Linked DNA regions of Homo sapiens: region 1 is linked to region 2. A link is a loop called in an ENCODE intact Hi-C map of the cell type or tissue named here. Cell type or tissue: heart left ventricle. All regions are shown on one strand.

Region 1 (2,500 bases), 85 kb after region 2:
GGTGCTCCTGGGCATCACTGGGCCCACTTCGCCAAAGGGAAACTGAGGATGATGACTCGCCATAGCTCAGAATAGCCCACGTGTGGCAGAGCTGGACTCAGCAGAGTGAGGACTCCAGTGTCCCCGCCAGCCCGATCTCTTCATGGAAGGTCTGGTCAGCCTGCCCTCAGCCCTGCGCCCTGCAGGGCACTGTGATGACTGGCCAGCACAGCCCACACCAAAGCTCTCCTACGACGCAAGTCACCGCAGAGATGAAGACAGAGCCATGCACGTTCCCCTCCTCTCAACCTCCATCCTGGAAGGCTCTCCCCTGGGACTGAGACACAGCTTCAAAGAAGGAGCCACGTGGGGTACAAGGGCATAGAGGGAGCACCCCTCCGGGCAGCCCAGGCTCCCCACCCACCCTGATGCCTGCTGGGCTGGGACACCGGGCAGCGTGGCCCTGGCTCCAGGCCCTGGCTTTTCCTTGGAGAACTGGAATCCAGTGGGAAAGATGGATATGGCGGACTGCAAGGGTTTGCAAGGGACCGTCCTGGGGGGGTGAGGTTTGCCTCTCTAGTAACCTGGAGGTGTCATCCACTTTGTGTATTAATCCTGGGGGCTCCCCTCAGTACACTACGTACCTGAAACTCTTGGAAACAAGAGCAGCTCCTCAGACAGCCCTAACCACCGGGGAGACAAGTCTGCCTATACAACCAGACTTCCTTTGGTGGGAAAGCACACCTCCCACCCCACACCCACCCTAGAGTAGCCGGGGCCTTGGCCTCAGGGCTGCCACCGCAGCTGTTCAGAAGAGCCACATCATCAGCTCAGGCGCACTATGTGCTATAGACACAGGCACGCAAGCCTCGTCTGTGGGGAAGGGTCGTTAACTGGAGAAAGGTCATACTTCCAGTCTATTACCCACCGTAATGAGCAAATGCAAATGAGAGACCTTTCTCAGGTCATAAGAGACTGTGTGTTTTGGAAACCTGAATAATCCCTTAACTGAGGAGGAAACTCAAGAGGAATAAGCCAGCATTTCTGGGGCTCAGGGCCCTGTGTTGTATTATTCCAGAGACCTCCAGGCAACAGATGCCCCCACAACCAGCCTCCCAGAGTAGCTGAGATTACAGGCATGGACCACACTGCCCAGCCCAGCTGTACTCTCACAGAAAGAAGATATAAAACTTCTTGGAAAAACTTACTAAAGAATGCAAATTACTACACAGCAATCTTTAGGTATCTGTAAGCACTGGACATCTCCAGTTTGAACCACAGACAAATGTCAATTATCCAAGGTCATGCATGAAAACAGTACCAAGAGTGGTTGCCCAAAAAACACTTCCATAGGCTTTGCAAAGAGTCTGTTTTAATACTTCGCTTGGCATACAGATGTGTCTGATAATCAGGGAGTTTACTGCCTGGCAAATAATGAAGCCACCCTAAGAAGGTCTACACAGTCCAAGGACAGAAGGGCGTGTGGGCTTCTCCTTCTCGAGCTCCCCACCCTTTCCTGCTGAGGACAGCAAGGGCAGGTGTCTGCAAGCCAGCCTCCTCCCTCACCATCCCTGTCCTGAGGAGATAATGAGTCCTTTTGGTTTAATGGACCTCCTGCTGGGCTGCAGCAAACACAGAAATGCAAAAGTAAGAAAGAAACTGTAATTTGTGACAATGGGGGACTTTAGCATATTCTCCAGTTAATCGTGTAATTAGTAAATGGAAACATGACTCCTCTTTGTAAAATTCAAATTCCACAGCCTGGCATCAAATGCACTCCAGTGTCTGGGTCCTGCCTGTCCTCTGGCCTCTAAGTGACAGTGACAATAGAGATGCCAACTGCATGAGGAAGGTACTGAACTGTACATTCACTGGCCCACTTAGTGCAATGAGGTGGGTATCAGTAACCCCATCCTACAAGGATGAAACGGGCTCCAAGAGGTCATGTGACTTGCCCAAAGCAACAAAGCCAAGCAATGGTGGGGATGGAGGCATCTCCCAAGGATGCCTGGCCCCAAGGCCCACCTGCTGTCCCTTCAACCAAGAGTCTTGCCTGCTAAGGCAGGCACCCCAAGATGTTCATCTCTGGATTTCATTTGTGCCTGGCACAAAACGAGGCATGAGGTAGACCTCCACTACAAATTTTGGAACAAAGCATGGTGGACTATAGTGCACCTCTGGTTTGAGAAAATATGTCCAGCACACCACCAGAGCAACACCATCCACTTATTTAATGATCACAAACAAGAAAACCTCGGGTATGGGTAGAAACGCAGGTACTCTCTTATAATTATTTCTTTTCCCAGTGATTTAAAAAAAAATTTTTTTTTTTTAATTTCTGGAGTTTCTCTATGTTGCATGGGCTGCACTCCTACTCCTGGGCTCAAGCACTCCTCTGCCTCAGCTTCCCACAGTCGCTGAGATTACAGGCGTGTGCCACCCCGCCCAGCCCAACCATACTCTCTCCTAGAAAGAAGATATAAAACTTCTTGGAAAAACTTACTAAAGAATGCAAATCACT
Region 2 (2,500 bases):
AATGCCAAAATCTCTCTCACTGGCAGGACACATCGGGTAAATATTTCTACTGCAGGAGACCACATTCATTTGATGCTACTGCCAGTTTTATTATTGTTATTATGCTCATTAATATTAATACTCAGCCACTGTACCTATTTAAGATTGAAGAGGAGAAAGGCAAGGTTTTGCTGAAATCATGATAGCAGGTGCAGGGGGAAGAAAGTAGCCCCTACTCCACCCCCCGGCCTCAATCTCCCGCTAACAACAGTTACAGCACCAGCCTTCTGCAATCCCTTCCATCATCCTCAGCTGCACAGAGACCCCCTGCAACTTCCTCTCCAGGTGGCTGTAAATCTGGGACCTAGCAGTGACAATGGGTTTGGGGCGGGTGGGCATGAGGGGCTTGAAGGCTCCTTGAAGCGACCTTCCTAGTTATAATATTTGAAAATGTAGAATAATTTATGGGTCAGATTGCCAATGGTTCCTTCTCCTTTCTAAAAACCAATTCTGAATTTGCTTCACCATATTTTTGATGATGTGTTTTATGGCCTCACAAACTCCCAGCTGGTTCCCTCGATGATCTCGTCTCTGTGGTTACTGTCAACAATCCACATTCGTGTTGTGGCATATCATCTTACAGAAGCATTTAAAGCAGCTCAGGGCTTCTTTCCTCTGATGTAGATTTTCTCCATTGTTACTCAACGAGGCTCTGACATCAGCCTCCTTTCAGTTCAAAAGACAGGACGTTTTTCTGGGAGTCAGGAACTGAATGCAGAACTTCCCGCGGGCTTCACAAAGGACCGCCGAAAGGGACAGTCACACACTGCCATGGATGTGGTCTCCTCTCTGAGGAGCTGGGAATAACGCTGCCCTCCCACAGGCGCTGCTCCCAGGAGGGGCGGGAAAGCATGATGCCAAAGGGCAGTTTCAAAACTGGGCCCCGGGGAGCAGCAGCGTTAGGTGTGGACAACATGAAAAAGCACCTAAGACCCAGTGCTGTCCTGCAATGAGACAGAGACGCGGCCACTGTCCCGCACAGCCCCACGGGCAGAGGAGGCGCTCCAGAGGAGGGACTTTGAGAGACGACGCAATGTGCCTGCTGTGGGAAGTCACAAGACAGCTGCTATTCCCGGGCCGTCAGGGCCAGGCCAGCCTGGCTAGCTGCTGAGAGGGTCTGCACAGTGACTCCATGAGGTTAGCAAAATATATATATTTTTAAAGCCTAGCAACCTTTCCTAAACATTTTTTTTTAATCACCAAAACATCACATTGTAAGGAGTTTCAGATTATTCCCAACATTTCCCAATGTCAAGTCTTGGACAACATGTCTGCACCAAACATGTGCTTCTAAATAGAAAACCGAAAGTCCCTGTCAATCAGGAAGGTAACACTCTGGAGAGGAGGAGGAAAGGAAGTGAGACAGTGCTGGTGTCTTTTGTCATTAGGACAGTGGAGATGCGGCTGCTTGACCCAAGCAGCATACTGGAAGGACAGCTGAGAGCAAAAACGGAAAGGGAGCGTGGAGGTTTTCACAGCAGGACGTGTGTGGGCAGAAGGATTCTCCAGTGTCCACAGCAGGATACGTGTGTGGAGATGGATTCTCCAGTGTCCACGGCTGGACGTGTGTGGCAAAAAGGATTCTCCAGTGTCCACGGCGGGACATGTGTGGAGATGGATTCTCCGGTGTCCATGGCAGGACGTGTGCGGCGAGAAGGATTCTCCAGTATCCACAGCGGGACGTGTGTGAGTAGAAGGATTCTCCAGTGTCCACGGCAGGATGTGTGTGGCGAGAAGGATTCTCCAGTGTCCACGGTGGGAAGTGTGTGGCGAGAAGGATTCTCCAGTGTCCACGGCGGGACGTGTGTGGCAAGAAGGATTCTCCAGTATCCACGGCGGGACGTGTGTGAGTAGAAGGATTCTCCAGTGTCCACGGCAGGACGTGTGTGGCGAGAAGGATTCTCCAGTGTCCATGGTGGGAAGTGTGTGGCGAGAAGGATTCTCCAGTGTCCACGGCAGGACGTGTGTGGCAAGGATTCTCCAGTATCCATGGCGGGACGTGTGTGAGTAGAAGGATTCTCCAGTGTCCACGAAAGGACGTGTGTGGCGAGAAGGATTCTCCAGTGTCCACGGTGGGAAGTGTGTGGCGAGAAGGATTCTCCAGTATCCACAGCGGGATGTGTGTGAGTAGAAGGATTCTCCAGTGTCCACGGCGCGACGTGTGTGTGAGTAGAAGGATTCTCCAGAGTCCACGGCGGGACGTGTGTGGTGAGAAGGATTCTCCAGTGTCCACGGCGGGATGTGTATGGCGAGAAGGATTCTCCGGTGTCCACGGCAGGACGTGTGTGGCAAGAAGGATTCTCCAGTGTCCACGGCGGGACGTGTGTGGAGATGGATTCTCCAGTGTCCACAGCAGGACATGTATGGCGAGAAGGATTCTCCGGTGTCCACGGTGGGACGTGTGTGGCGAGAAGGATTCTCCAGTGTCCACGGCGGGACGTGTGTGGCGAGAAGGATTCTC

What was found. Hi-C counts contacts between places; a loop is a spot of excess contacts. Peaks named below come from ENCODE experiments on the same cell type or tissue, not always from the same donor. Only the 100,000 strongest peaks of a DNase experiment are listed, where the experiment ranks them.
Region 1: a loop joins it to region 2, with 2.2 times the contacts of the local background. A loop is called at or near these places in 3 of 110 quality-filtered maps.

Annotation. Positions count from the first base shown.
Region 1 is chr18:13,413,714-13,416,213 of GRCh38, reverse strand. The region is part of intron 3 of LDLRAD4 (low density lipoprotein receptor class A domain containing 4); the gene reads right to left. Among named protein-coding and RNA genes, the nearest start is that of LDLRAD4-AS1, 13 kb to the left of the region's middle. In heart left ventricle, no CTCF peak of the experiment used is centred here; no DNase peak of the experiment used is centred here.
Region 2 is chr18:13,498,856-13,501,355 of GRCh38, reverse strand. The region is part of intron 4 of LDLRAD4 (low density lipoprotein receptor class A domain containing 4); the gene reads right to left. Among named protein-coding and RNA genes, the nearest start is that of LDLRAD4-AS3, 29 kb to the right of the region's middle. RefSeq lists an enhancer at 459-1,116. In heart left ventricle, a CTCF peak has its summit at 990; a DNase peak (open chromatin) is centred at 1,065; H3K4me3 peaks cover 786 bases; H3K27ac peaks cover 1,654 bases.